Linked DNA regions of Mus musculus: region 1 is linked to region 2. A link is a contact called in ENCODE Hi-C or POLR2A ChIA-PET data. All regions are on one chromosome and are shown on one strand. The core of a region is the stretch at or near the end of the contact, and the rest is flanking DNA. Distances in the headings are between cores, read along the strand shown.

The links. Hi-C counts contacts between places; a loop is a spot of excess contacts on that map. ChIA-PET counts read pairs that join two places held with the same protein, here RNA polymerase II (POLR2A).
Region 1: a loop to region 2 is called in a map of left cerebral cortex, with 2.1 times the contacts of the local background. The contact joins the enhancer-like site here to the promoter of Gfod1 in region 2. A Hi-C loop is called at or near these places in 1 of 37 maps with a recorded cell type or tissue (left cerebral cortex). POLR2A ChIA-PET finds 5 or more read pairs at or near these places in 1 of 5 experiments (embryonic stem cell).

The regions. Positions count from the first base shown.
Region 1 is chr13:43,528,493-43,534,581 of GRCm38, forward strand. It overlaps Gm32939 (a long non-coding RNA gene), which reads left to right. Exons shown (of 4, transcript XR_382266.3): 3 at 1,711-1,886; 4 at 2,606-3,293. Among named protein-coding and RNA genes, the nearest start is that of Gm32939, 15 kb to the left of the region's middle. Within about 2 kb of position 3,075, at least 3 of the 3 ENCODE cell types and tissues checked have a DNase peak (open chromatin) inside an H3K27ac peak, as active enhancers do; they include left cerebral cortex, where a contact is called at or near this core.
Region 2 is chr13:43,300,754-43,307,219 of GRCm38, forward strand. It overlaps Gfod1 (glucose-fructose oxidoreductase domain containing 1), which reads right to left and starts at 3,419. Exons shown (of 2, transcript NM_001033399.4): 1 at 2,492-3,419. The coding sequence starts at 2,744. It overlaps Gm52047 (a long non-coding RNA gene), which reads left to right and starts at 4,731. Exons shown (of 3, transcript XR_003950636.1): 1 at 4,731-4,977; 2 at 5,603-5,709.

The sequences.
Region 1 (6,089 bases), core at 1,825-4,324, 230 kb after region 2:
TCCCAGGGCAGGGGAATCAGAGACAGGGTGAATCCAAGGAGCTTGGTAGTCAGCCAGTCTGGCCAATAGGTGAGCACCAGGTTCAGTGAGAGACTGTTTCAAAACTTAAGGTGGAGAGGGATAGAGGAAGATACACAACATTGATCTTTGATCTCTATACCCATGTGCTTCAAGTACGCAAGCATCTATGCATATGCATGCGCACACCCACACACACACACTCCTCTTGGGATGGCAATGTTGTAAGAAATCCCAGGCTGTCGTGTGGCATGGTTTTGTTGGGAAATAGATGCTTGATCAACCCTTAGCTATCACACATCACATATTTGAGTGAAGACATCTTGGATGTTCAGCTCAATAGTCTGTATGGTTCTGGTCTCAACCAACAAATGTAAGGGGGACTCCAAGTGAAAACTGCCTAGCCCGGCCCAGCCAGCCCAGAGAAGCATCAGAAACAGTACAAAGTTGCAATTCTAAGTCACTGGACTTTGGGGTGCGTTGTTGCATAGCAACGGGGTTGATGAAACAGTTTTCACATTTCCTGGGCAATGTTTTGGATCTTACTGTCCACCCCCCAACATTTATTTCATTCCTTCTTTGCTGTGCATTGTGGGGAATTAACCCCAGGTTCCCAGGATCCCTGCTAAATCTATGTGTTCCTTTGCTATCCAAGTGTGGTCTGATGGCACCAACATCACCTCGGAACTTGCTAGAAAAACACATTCTCAGGCTTTCTCTGGACCAAATGACCCAGGCTCTGGAGCTAGGGCTCTCATTCGCGTTTAACAAGCCTTTCAAGGCAGGCGGAGGGATGGAGCTCAGTTAGTAGATAATCGCCTGGCACACAGGAAACCCTGGGTTCAACCTGCAGCCTGCCACGAACTAGATGTGGTCATGTTTGCCTGTAATCCAAGGCCTCTGGAGGACCAACAATTCAAGGACATTTTTGGCAACAAGTGAGTTTGTAGGCAGTCTAGGCTAGACCCTGTCTCAAAACGGTCCTTTGAGGGATTCTGGTATGTGTTCAAGCTTTGGACTGTTCTCTACCAGTCGTGGAAATCTGGTCCCTCCTGGCTTGTGATTGGCTTAAGAACCCAGGCCCAAGCCAATCAGCACATAGCATTCCTTGGTGAGAGTAACTTCTTGTGGCTGAAGGAGCTGCTCTTTTTCTGAGGTAGGTGTTCCCATATGAAGGGAGCCAGCTGGAATACGGTACTGACAGTGATGGACAGAAAGCAGAGATTTGGAGAGGACACAGGTATTCAACCAGCCCATCCCACCTTTAAATGTTGTATTTTTGGGTCAAATCTATTTTGTCATCTGTTGAGTTACACAAAGCCACTAGCGCACCTCCAGATACAATGAGCTTCCCATGTTGTATTTTACAGAGGGAGATTAAGAAATTTGCACTAGCCAGTTAGGAAATGAATTGCTAGGACCTGAATCCAGGGCTCTGACGTTAGAGCCCATCTTCAGGTTAAAGCTGGAAATGAGAGGTGAACTTCACTTTCTTAATGGGTTGGGGTACTGAGAAGACACGAAGGCAGCGAGTATCCAACCAAAGAAGCAATGTCATGGAATGAAGAAATGATCCCCGGAGGAGGGAGGGTACATGGAACAAATGCCTTTTGCCTGATTCTGTCCAGAGCCTGTGCTGGTACTTGGGTCCTTAAATGAAATGATGTTCGTTCTCTTCTTTCACGCAAACAGATTGGCATAATATGTTGTTTTGCAAGACCCACAGGAGAAGAGCATAAAGCCGGTGTTCCTTGGACAGGCAGGCAGCCTGGTCCAAGTGCATCTATAAACCGTAACCGCCCACACCCAAAGGCAGCGTGTAAGACAAAAAAAGCAGTTTAGAAGATTCCCATTAGCAAGGATAAAAGGTAAGAGCCTCAGACCTTGTCTGCAACACACATATAGCATGGCATAAATTGTGTGTCTTACAGTCTGCGGGGGTGGGGGTGGGGGTCCCTAGCCCATGTGCCTCTCTCGGGGGATGACCACGTCTGAGGGAGGCTTGTGCCTCGTGTTCACTCCTCTGTCATCTGCATTGCGGGTTAGCTCTCACCCACTCCCACCACACTCCTGCTTTCTCTGGCGCCCCTTCAGAGCTCTGGAGCTAATTTTAACCTGTAAGCTGAATCTCAAAGCAAAGAAGTCCTAGAGCTCCGGGTGGCTTGAAACTAAAGGAAACAGGCCGTAAAGTGTTCAGAGAGATAAGGCAAGCCAGGAGATAACTGCTTTCCTCTCTGACCATTGAGCAGAACTTGACAATAAGGGCAGATCATCTTTGGTAAATGTCTTGTCATGGGACAGCAGGCATTCACTGAGGCATTATGGAGCATTATTTTGGAAGGGAGCTGGTTAAAAAAAAAGTGCTATGTTGTTTCTAGGCTTTGGGCCATGTGCATATATACTAATATACTCAAGGGAAGGTGGGTTAACAGCAGTTTTTTTTTTTTGCGGGGAGAAGAATGGGATGGGGCAGGAAGCTTCCTAGAAGTGTGATTCGTGCAAGAGTGACGGCAGTTCAGGGAACTGTCGGGAATACAAAGTTCCCCCATTTGCTAACGGCTGTTCTCTGTGTTTGTTTTTGATACAGAGGACCACTATGGGCCAGATGAAAGGGACTCATCTCTACCCAGGGCACTGAGCACTGTTTAAGCACTCTTAAAGTCGGCTAATACTAACGATCAGCCCTCATTGTAAGCACTCCCTCTGATGTTCATTTTCCAGTAAATAAGCAAAGATGTTGGGGGATGGGCTATCTGACTTCCTAATTGGCAGCTGTTGGACTCTCCTTTGTTGCCCTGGCCGCCTTGAGCAAAAGGACTGTCAATCAAAAGCCAGCTGGACTACACTTAATGCCAACACTGGCTGTGTCGAATACTCCACAGGCGCTTTGAGAGGACAACGCTCTGAATGCAGCTGGCTGTTCCTGCACCTGAAGGGGTGGCCTCGGCCAGGGCTGTTCAAACAGACAGCAACTGGACTGTTTGGTATCACAAGCCTCAGTGAACTCAGGTTACCCTGTAACCACTTCCAACCTAAGCCAGAGGGGGAGTGCCATGGAGAGAAAAGCGGCTGTGACTAGGGCTAAAGAGACAGGGCTCTGATTGGTGCAAACACAAACCCTCATTTGCATGTGGTTTGCTCTGATTGGAGCAAGCTCCCCTCCCTCCTCTAGCTACAGAAGCAGGCAATTTAGTAAGCATCCTGGCAGACGCACCTTCTTGTACTGCCTTCCCATGTAGCAATGTTATGCCCAATAAAAGGCTTCTCTTGAGTGATCTTCTCTTGCTTTTTTAATAGCGTGGGCTGAGCTGATAACACGAGGAAAGGAGCGGGAGAGACAGTGAAGCAACTGGAGGTTAGGTGACTGCTGGGCCAAGCTGCTGAAGCAGTAAGTGGCTACTTGGCAGCTGGAGGCTACAAAGCTACAGAGTTAGAGAAAAGAGAATGCCGGCCTAGGGACTGGAAGAGTTCTAGAGAGCTGTCAAACTATTTGGGCCAAAAGACCTCTAACACCCCAAGCCCAGGAGCTAGAACATACTGGCCACTGTCAGCGTGAGGAAATCCTGATGCCTGCTACAGTCAGTAGTTGCTAAAGACTACTGGGAATCCTGACTTCCTAAGAATAGAAACACAGTGGCACTTGCCTTTAATCCTACACCCCCCACCCCCAGTAGGTGGAGGCAGGTTATGTGCAGCGCGGAAGGTTAAGTGAAATAATAACCGTATTTCCTCCATCGGGATCGTAATACCTTTAGCCTGGCAGTGGTGGCTCATACCTTTAATCCCAACATTTGGGAGGCAGAGACAGGCAGATATCTGAGTTTGAGGCCAGCCTGCTCTACAAAGAGTTCAGGGAGCTGCCAGGGCTACAAAGAGAAACAGAAACTCTGCCTCTGAAAACCAAACTAAACCAAACACAAACCCCAACAAGAACAACAAAACAAAAAAATCCAAAACAACAACAACAACATCACCACCACCACCAGCAGCAGAAAACCCAGTAGCATGAAGAATCCAGTTACCCAAGGCCTCCAAGGAGCTATTAACACTAGTGGGACACTGCTGGCTGCTGATTGGATGGTCTTGAATACAAACATTGTTGAGAACAGCTAGCCTCCTACCTACCCACAATTGTCATCAGGTTTTGTTTGTCTTGAACTCTGAATGACATTGCTCTCAAGCTTAAAAATAAAATAAAGCCCCCCAGGAAGTGGAAGTTTTTGTAGTGTGTTATGACAGACTCAGGTGGTATTTTGCTGAGGCAAGCCCATGCTAGCTGTTGTTCTTGATTTGATTCCCAGCATCCACACAGCAGCTTACAACCAGTTGTAACTCTAGTTTCCAGGGGATTGGGTGGCCTCCAAGGGCAGTAGGCAGGCACATACATAAAACGGATAGGACACTTATCATACATGTAAACCAAACTGGAAAAAAAAAAAAAGACAAGAAAGCAAGCAAGCAACCAAGCAGAAACAGGTTGCTTCCTGAAGTTGTATATTATTTTTATGTTTTTGAGGCAGGGTCTCACTATGCAATCCTGGCTGGCTTAGAGCTTTCTGTGTAGATTAGGCTGGTCTCAAACTCATAGAGATCTGCCTGCGTCTGCCTGCCAAGTGCTGAGATTAAAGAAGCTGTACTACCATGCCAGGTATTATAGCAACTTTTTGACATTAAAAAACACATCCGAGGCTCTGATTTGCTTGGGGAAGATTGAGGACACGTGGTTCCTATTCCCATGGACTCAGTGGGAAGCTGATGGCAGGGAAGACAGACTCTGTGCAAATGAAACAGAACCTAGGCATGCTGCGAATGCCCTCAGAGACCTGGTTCTGGCTTTCCGTGGATCTTTCATTTATGCTGAGGGTGGTCCACAAGGCTGAGTAAGAAATGACGAGACACATGAACAACGATGTCACAAAGAAGACAACAGAATCAAACAGCAGGCCTAAGCTTAGGTGACTCTAAGGCCTGAACAGACGGTTCCATGCTTAGAGCAACTCCTTTGTACTTTAAGAGTGTTGCCACTTCCCTTGGGACATGATTGGGCGTATTCCTGCCCTCTCCCAGTCCCTGTCACAGCCTGGTTTGTACTCTAGCTGTTCAAGAGAGCAGCTTATTGAGTAGGCTACCACACTGTTCTCAGTCTGTCTATCTTGGTAACCTAAATGGTAGCTCTGGAGCCTGTGAAGGGAAATGCGTTCATCTGGGCACTTGCACAAATATAATTACCACCGCCAGAGAATGCTTTCAGCTATTGCACATAGACTGTGCAATGGTTTCTAGGCACGCTCGGGGTTTGACTGTTTACAGAACATTTTCCTGCTTGGCTTCATTTGATTCTCACTGAGTGTGGTATCTCTTTTCTGGCACCACTTCTAAGCTAGGTGCTTGGGGCAGGGGAGTTTTCTGTGCCTTGGTGCCCTCACCTGGAACCTAGAGATGACTCCGGTGCATACTTCCCCTCGGGTGTGATGGCCAAGGTGAACAGGTGAATGTCAGGGCTGGACCAGGAACACAGAGAGGGCCTCCAATGGCCCATATTCTTAGCATCACCAGCATCATTAATTAGAATGTGGAGAACCGAGGTGTTGGTCTTCTCCTCAAACTTACATTGAAACTTGAGTCTCTGATGCCTCTGGGAGGCGGGGCTCTGCAAAGTAATTAGGTCATCAGGGTGGGCTCCTCCAGCTAGATTAGTGCTTTAGTAAGAGACTGAGATTCCTTCCTTCTGTGTGTGTCCCTGCAGGGTGGGGGCTCAGCAAGAACATAGATCCATGAGGACAGGGATGGTGGGCACACAGGCGCATCTCTCCACACGTGGCCAGTGAAGGAAGACCACTGCTCCCTCCTCCCTCTAAACAGAAGGGAATCCTACCAAAGCACCAAGCTCTCTGGTTAAAATAACACACCAAAGGTGAGGATATATCACCATCCGACATTTTGAGAAATTCCCAAATGCATGTGTGAACTTACTCTCTCCCGCTATAAGCATCTCCCTCTACAATCTAAGTTAATTCAGGATTATGGCAAGCTTTTAAAAAACTAGTCATGTGAAAACTAGTCAATTTTGA
Region 2 (6,466 bases), core at 2,169-4,668:
ATGGTTGAACCTGGCTTGCTGAAGCATACATATAGACTGTCCCAAAGTCTGGTAGCAGTAGGACTCTGAAGGGAGTTTCTGGAAATCAAAGGAAGGTGTGTACAATGCCACCGGCTCAATTTCACTTATCTGGTGCCTTCTCCTTATCAGGTCACAACGTGGACTGAGCCATGGGTCAGGCTTGCTGACAGTGGAGAAAGGAGGACACTTCACCGGGACTCATTAAAGGGATGGCTCTCTTCAGTCCCAGGCAAACGCTCATATGTGCAAACCTCCAGCAGCCAAGGCCAGCCTGATAACTGTTTGGGGTTTTCCACTTCCTGTGTTATGTGTGCAGAACCTCTTAACCGTGACTGAGAAGCCAGTCAGGAGCAGCCTCGAAGGTACAATCGAAAGAAGCCTCCTAAGTCTGCAGTGAAGTCTTAACACCTGTGCAACCATTTTGAAATTCAGTCCAGTGCCTCTGCATTTCCCATAATCACGGACTGCCTTGAATCTCGGGCAAACAAACTCAAAAGGAAAGGAAGAATGCCTACAGCCCACGGTGAAAGGATAAGCCCAGGGCTGTTCCCTTCTCACACTTGGTAAACCTAGCTAACAGAGCCTCCCATGCTTTTGCTCTGAAGAGGAACTAACTTCAGCCCTGTCAGTACAAAACAAGAACTTATATGGATTCTCTTCTCCAGTGCTGAGAGTTGAAACCAGATGCCCGTGCCTACCAGTCAGGTATTCTACCATGGTGCAACACCCCAAGTCCTCACACAGGCAACATCATCACCACTGCCGCCACCACCATCACAGAAGTATCCAGAAAAGTATAACAATGGTCCACATCCCTAAACGCTTCGGCGGCCAAAGTATGAGATAAAGGCTGGAAGTGTGGCTCAATCAGTGAAGTAGTTGCCTAACAGGCAAGAAGCCCTGGGTCTGATCCCCAGAACCAAATAAACTAGGGATGGAATCTCAGCACTCAGGAAGTAGAGTCAGGAGGATCAGAAGTTCAAGGCCGCCCTCAGCTAAGCAGGGAGTTGAAGGACAGCCTAGGATACACGAGACCCCGCCCCAAACAACAATGATAGTAAGTACCAGAGACCATCAGAGCATTCTTGCTCTGTAATTGGTATCCCCCTGTTGTGGGGTTGCTCCAAGGGCCTGTCCTATAGAGATGCCACCGGAGAGGGGAGAAGAATGCTCCAACAAGCTTTCAAATCGGACCAGACCCAAGCCTTTAGCATAGATGGGGCTTAAGAGGAACCCATGGTATAGAAATTGCCCTAATAGGTTTTATACTCTAACTTTTTAATCGCCTACTTGACAAACAAATCCAGTGTAAACAACTAGTATAAACTAGCAGTGAAACAGAAAAGAAACATTGGCTAAAAGTCAATAGAATTCAGTTCAAAACTAAAGAAGCCAGGCTCCAAAAGCCAGAAGCTTAATACATTAAATACAGTAAAGAAAAGACCGGTAGCCCCTACGTTAGAATTTCTCCAACCTAGTTTGTTAGGAGCTTTTTCTCCACTTCAGTAACCCTGGCTTCCAAGGGTAAGTATGAAACGCCTGGGAATAGCCGAGCGTGGTTGGTTTAGGTATGGAAGGGAACTGCTGATGAACAGACTTGCTCAAGACACTCGTTTGAGCCCAGAAAGAAGCCCCAGCCTGCTTGTAAACACAATGTGTCTCTGGAATATTCCCGAGGCAAAATACGGAGGTGCCATCGCACGTTTCCAAAGGAAACTGCAGCGTCTGGCTTCCCCCTCCCACCCCGGCCCCCTCCACACACACAAAGCATCCTTGCCTTTGAAACCACAATTTTCATCTCGGAAGAATACAAGGTATATAATTCTCAACTAGAGTAGACACCCACTCCTGGGAGACTGTGCCCAAAGGTTAAATTACAATCTTTACTAACCTCTGACACATCTGAGAGTGTTCTGATAGACCCGCCCACTCTCACTTGCTTCCTTCCAGAGCAGAAGAGATAATTCCAGCCAGCTGTCAGTTCTCTAATCTCACAGTAAACTCACTTACTGTGGAGGGAAACAAAACGATCCAAACTGGGTGCCACAGCTGCTCACAAACAGGTACACCCAGGAAAAACCCTGCCACCACGTGTGCGGCCCTTTATTCAAGGGTTCCTGGCCACGCGCTCTCCTTTTCCAGACGCACGCGCACCCACACACCAGAGCACTAACTAACGTATACAGCTGGGTACCGAGTTTCCCTCCTGGAACAGCAACCGGTCTTCTGTATCTGACCCATTCGGTTCCTATACCTAGAATCCAAGCCTATTCTAGCCTCCGCACCACACACGTGGGGATGCGCTTCCAGCTGGTATCAGGAGCGAAGCGTGGAGGTGGGGGAGGCCACCGACTGGAAAGGGGAAAGCTGGGACTAACAAGCTTGGGTTTGGGATTCCTGGGATATGTCCAATTGGAGAGAAGCGAAGAGCCGAGCTAAAGAAGAGAGGGCTGGGGGAGGGGTCGCTCACCCAGGGTTTTGACAGCGATCTGCCTAGTGAGCGGCGGCGGCAGGTTGATGCACACCAAGTCCACATCCTGGTGCAGGAGCACCTCGTCGATGCGGCTGGTGTAGAAAGGAACGCTCATCTCCTTGGCCAGCTCCTCGGCTTCTTCCTGCGTGCGGCCCCACAGCGCCTTCACCGCGAAGCCCTCATCTTTCAGCAGCGGGATGATGACTCGGGCTGTGAGGCTGGTGCCGAACACGCCCACCCCGGGAAGCATGGCTGCTCAGGTCCGCCCGGTTCTGCTGCTGCCGGGATCTCCAGTCGAACACCGGCGCACACGCCTCTCCGGCCGGTCCCGCAGTCCCCGGCTCCTCGACCGACCTCGCTGCGCTGCGCTAGCCGCCGAGCCCCGGGCAAGGCGCCCGAGTGCGGTGGCGTGACAGCGCACCGAACCACAGACCCTGCAGGCTCCGGGAGCCTCAGCGCGGTGACTGCTGCAGTGCCCGCCACTCGGGGCTCGTGTCCTTCCCGGAGACAGCGGCAGGGACTCCGCCAGGACGCACGAGGCCCCGAAGCCCCGTGGAGCCCGGGCTCAGGCAGCGCTCCCGCCGCAGCGCCGGCCGGCTCCGTGCGCCCCGCGGAGGCCGCCCCATGGCCGGCTCATCCCGGCAGAATCTCTCTCCCGGATGGCGCTCCCGCTTCACCACCCTCTGTGGGCTGCGGATCTTCTTTTTCCCCAAGTCCTTGGTAACGAATGGAACCCAGAGGCCACCCGGAGGCCGACTAAGGATGAGGCTCGTAGTGTACCAGGCGCCGATCCCGAGCAGCAGCACCGCAGCGGCGGACACCACCCGGCGCCAGGCTCCTCATTCTGCTGCCATATTCGCTCGCTCGCAGCGCGCCTTGGGCGGCCTCGGCCCCGCTCGGGCTCGGGCTCCGGCTCCGGGATCCCGCGGGTACGAGGGCGGAGTTGGCGACTTTGACTGTCAGCGGCCGGGGTTCCTGCACCGCCCTTGCGGTAGCGCCGTGCTCCATTGGCCGCCAAGCGTCGCCCCCGCCCTTGTCTCCGCCGCCCAAGGCACTCGTTGCGCTCAGCGCCCGGCCCCTGGAACCCGCTTTGACTCCTCCCCGGCCCCGCCTGTCTCGCCTGCTGCCCCCGGGTGGCTTCCCTTTCTCTGCGCTCTCCGCCTCCGCGGCCGCCTCCTCCTCGTTGTGCTCCAAGCTCCGCCCAAGCAAGCAAATAAATCTATCAAAGCAGGGCGCGCCCTTAATAGGCTAGGACTGGGTTCCTTGGAAAAGATTGGCGGATGCTAAGACCCCGGGGAGGCCGGAGGACCCCACGAAGTGTGAGCAGCGTGGTTCACAGTCTCCTCTCCCGGATATTTTTCTGTGCTCGCCACTGCTCTAGGAAGCTGTCCAGGCACTTAACCCTGAGGTTATTGGAAACTCGTTTCATTGATGAGAAAGTGAGCTCTGAGGAGGTTAAGGGACTTGCTCAAGGTGACACACATGAACAACAGTGCCAGGATCGGAAGGCAGACACCAGCATCTCGGCGCTGAACCCCTAGAGTTCTGACTCGCAAGTGTGCCAGCTCCAATCCCAAACCAACTCCACTCCTGAGGAGGCTCCACTGGTCACCTACTCCATGCTTGTGCCCATGTGGCATGGGCGACCTCACCCAGACTCCGCAGTGGCTGTGGCACGTGTGTCTAGAGTCTGGTCTTCCTTGTTTACTTCTGGCTGCCTGCCACTCCTGGCCACTGCCCTCTGTCAGCTTCAGTTCCCTGGCACAGCGCTTCTCCTGGCCTTTAATACATCTGCAGTCAGAATGCTGGGGACCATCAGTCCGAGATGCGTGGAAAGCCCTAACTGCGGTGGTGACTGAGTGAGCGTCTGATGGCTCAAGATATCCTCGTCACTTATCACGGGGCCTAAGGAGATAGTAGGCACTTGTCTAAGTACACAAATGGATGGATATTCACCACCTGTCACATTGTGCCCTCTTCGTACTGGGAGGGAGGAGTCAATGCCAAAGGGCAAGTGGACCTGCTCTTCTAGCTCAGTGTTTCTGGAAAGGTGAGGTTACTACTGTCTATTATGTTCATCCCTGGCCTTTAGCACTCAGAGGAAGAGACACGTGTCCTGCTTCAACATAAGCGTGGAAAACATGATACATCCGAGTGTTTAAAGCAACTGTAACAACTGGCACAGAGACGGGGCTCTTGGAGAGAGCTGTACACACACACACACACACACACACACACACACAAAGGCTGATGTGGCAATGGGAGGAGGCAAAGTTGACCTCAGGACGACATTATTAAAAAGGACAAAGTGCTCCGGGATTGGCAACAACCTGAACAGGGTCAGACAAAGAGCAGACAAGATATGCCTGCTGATGGTTAGCTGAGAAGTGCCTAAGGAAAAGGAGGCGTGCAGCCATGGCTGCCAGGGTGCTGCTTTGGAGCAGAGCGAGAGCCACGGTGTGCCGCCCCTGGACAGGTGCAAGGTGGGTGACTCCTGGCTTGCAGAGTCAGAAGCCAGAGCTGACTCTTGGCTCTGCCATTTACACCCTGTGGGACCCGGGACAAATGTCTTCTCTGTGTCCGTCTGTAAAGGGGGACAATAGCTAACACTAGAGAGGACCATGTGATTTGACAGTCGTGACGTCCTGAGAAGGATGCTCCCTAGAAAGGTTCTATGTGATATATATGCCCTCTATTTTGATATTTATTTTTATTACATACATTCTATTTGAAAATAAATGTTAGGCCATGTATATATCCTGAATGAATTCCGTTATGCTCTTTTATGTTGTTTGGGTTTGTTTGTTTGTCGATTTGGGTTTTTCCTTTACTATTGTTTCTATGTATGGGTGTGGGTATATACCACATGAATGCATATACTCTTGGAGGTCAGAAGAGGGCATTGACTGGATCTGCTGAAGCTGGAGCAGGAGCTGCAGGTGGTTGTGAACCATTCTATATGAGCATCAGAGACAGAACTCAAGCTCTCTGAAAGGACAGTGAGCACTCTTACCTGCTGAGCCATCTTTCCAGCCACTGTTTGTTGTTTGTTTGTTTGTTTGTTTTTTGGTTTGGTTTGGTTTATTTGGGTTTTTGTTTTGTTTTCAGATGAGGTCTCATGTAGCTCAGGCTAGAATCCAACACACTATCCAGAGGAGGACGATCTTGATTACATTCTGATCCTCCTGTCTCCACCTCCCAAGCCTATACCACAGGTATGTACATATATACACCTTCTCAGTCCCCTGTAACAATACCATTCCCTGTTATCCACAAAGGAGGGAAGATGGACTTTTATGCATGTCTTTCAAAGAGAGGCTGCCCTTTGAATGCCCCTGCTGGAGCATTTAAGTCCGGGATATCAGTAGCTAGACACTGTCCTTGCTGGTCTGCCTGCTTTCACTCTGTACTCTCTGCTCAGTAGCCAGAGAGAGCAAAGCGATCTTTTGAAAGGTGAGTCATCTCATGTCCTACAACGACAATGGATTTGAGTGACACATATATTCCAAAGTCCTTAGGGAACCTGAACAACCCTACGTAACCTAACTTGACCTCACTCTGATCTTGCATACCTTAGTATTTAACCACTTCCGGCTACAGGCTCTGTATTCCAGCGCGTTGGTCTCTTAGCTCTGCACTGTGCAAGCTGAGTTTGCTCTCATCTCAAGGCTTTTATATTAGCTGCTCTGCCTCACACACATGCACATGCACGCACACATACACAGGCAGACAGACAGACAGACAGACAGACAGACAGACAGAGGCCTGCTGCTCACTTTTCTCTAGCTTGTGCTCAGATGTCCTCCTCCCCTTAGGTCAGACCTTTCTGGCCACCTCCTCTAAAGTGCCCTCCTTGTCACAAAAGTCATCCTTTATCACTGCTTTCCCCCCTATGTCGACTGTTTATCACCCACTTGCCTAATGGACTGCAGACTCACTGAGACTGGAAGGATGCCTCAGGTCTCCTTCACT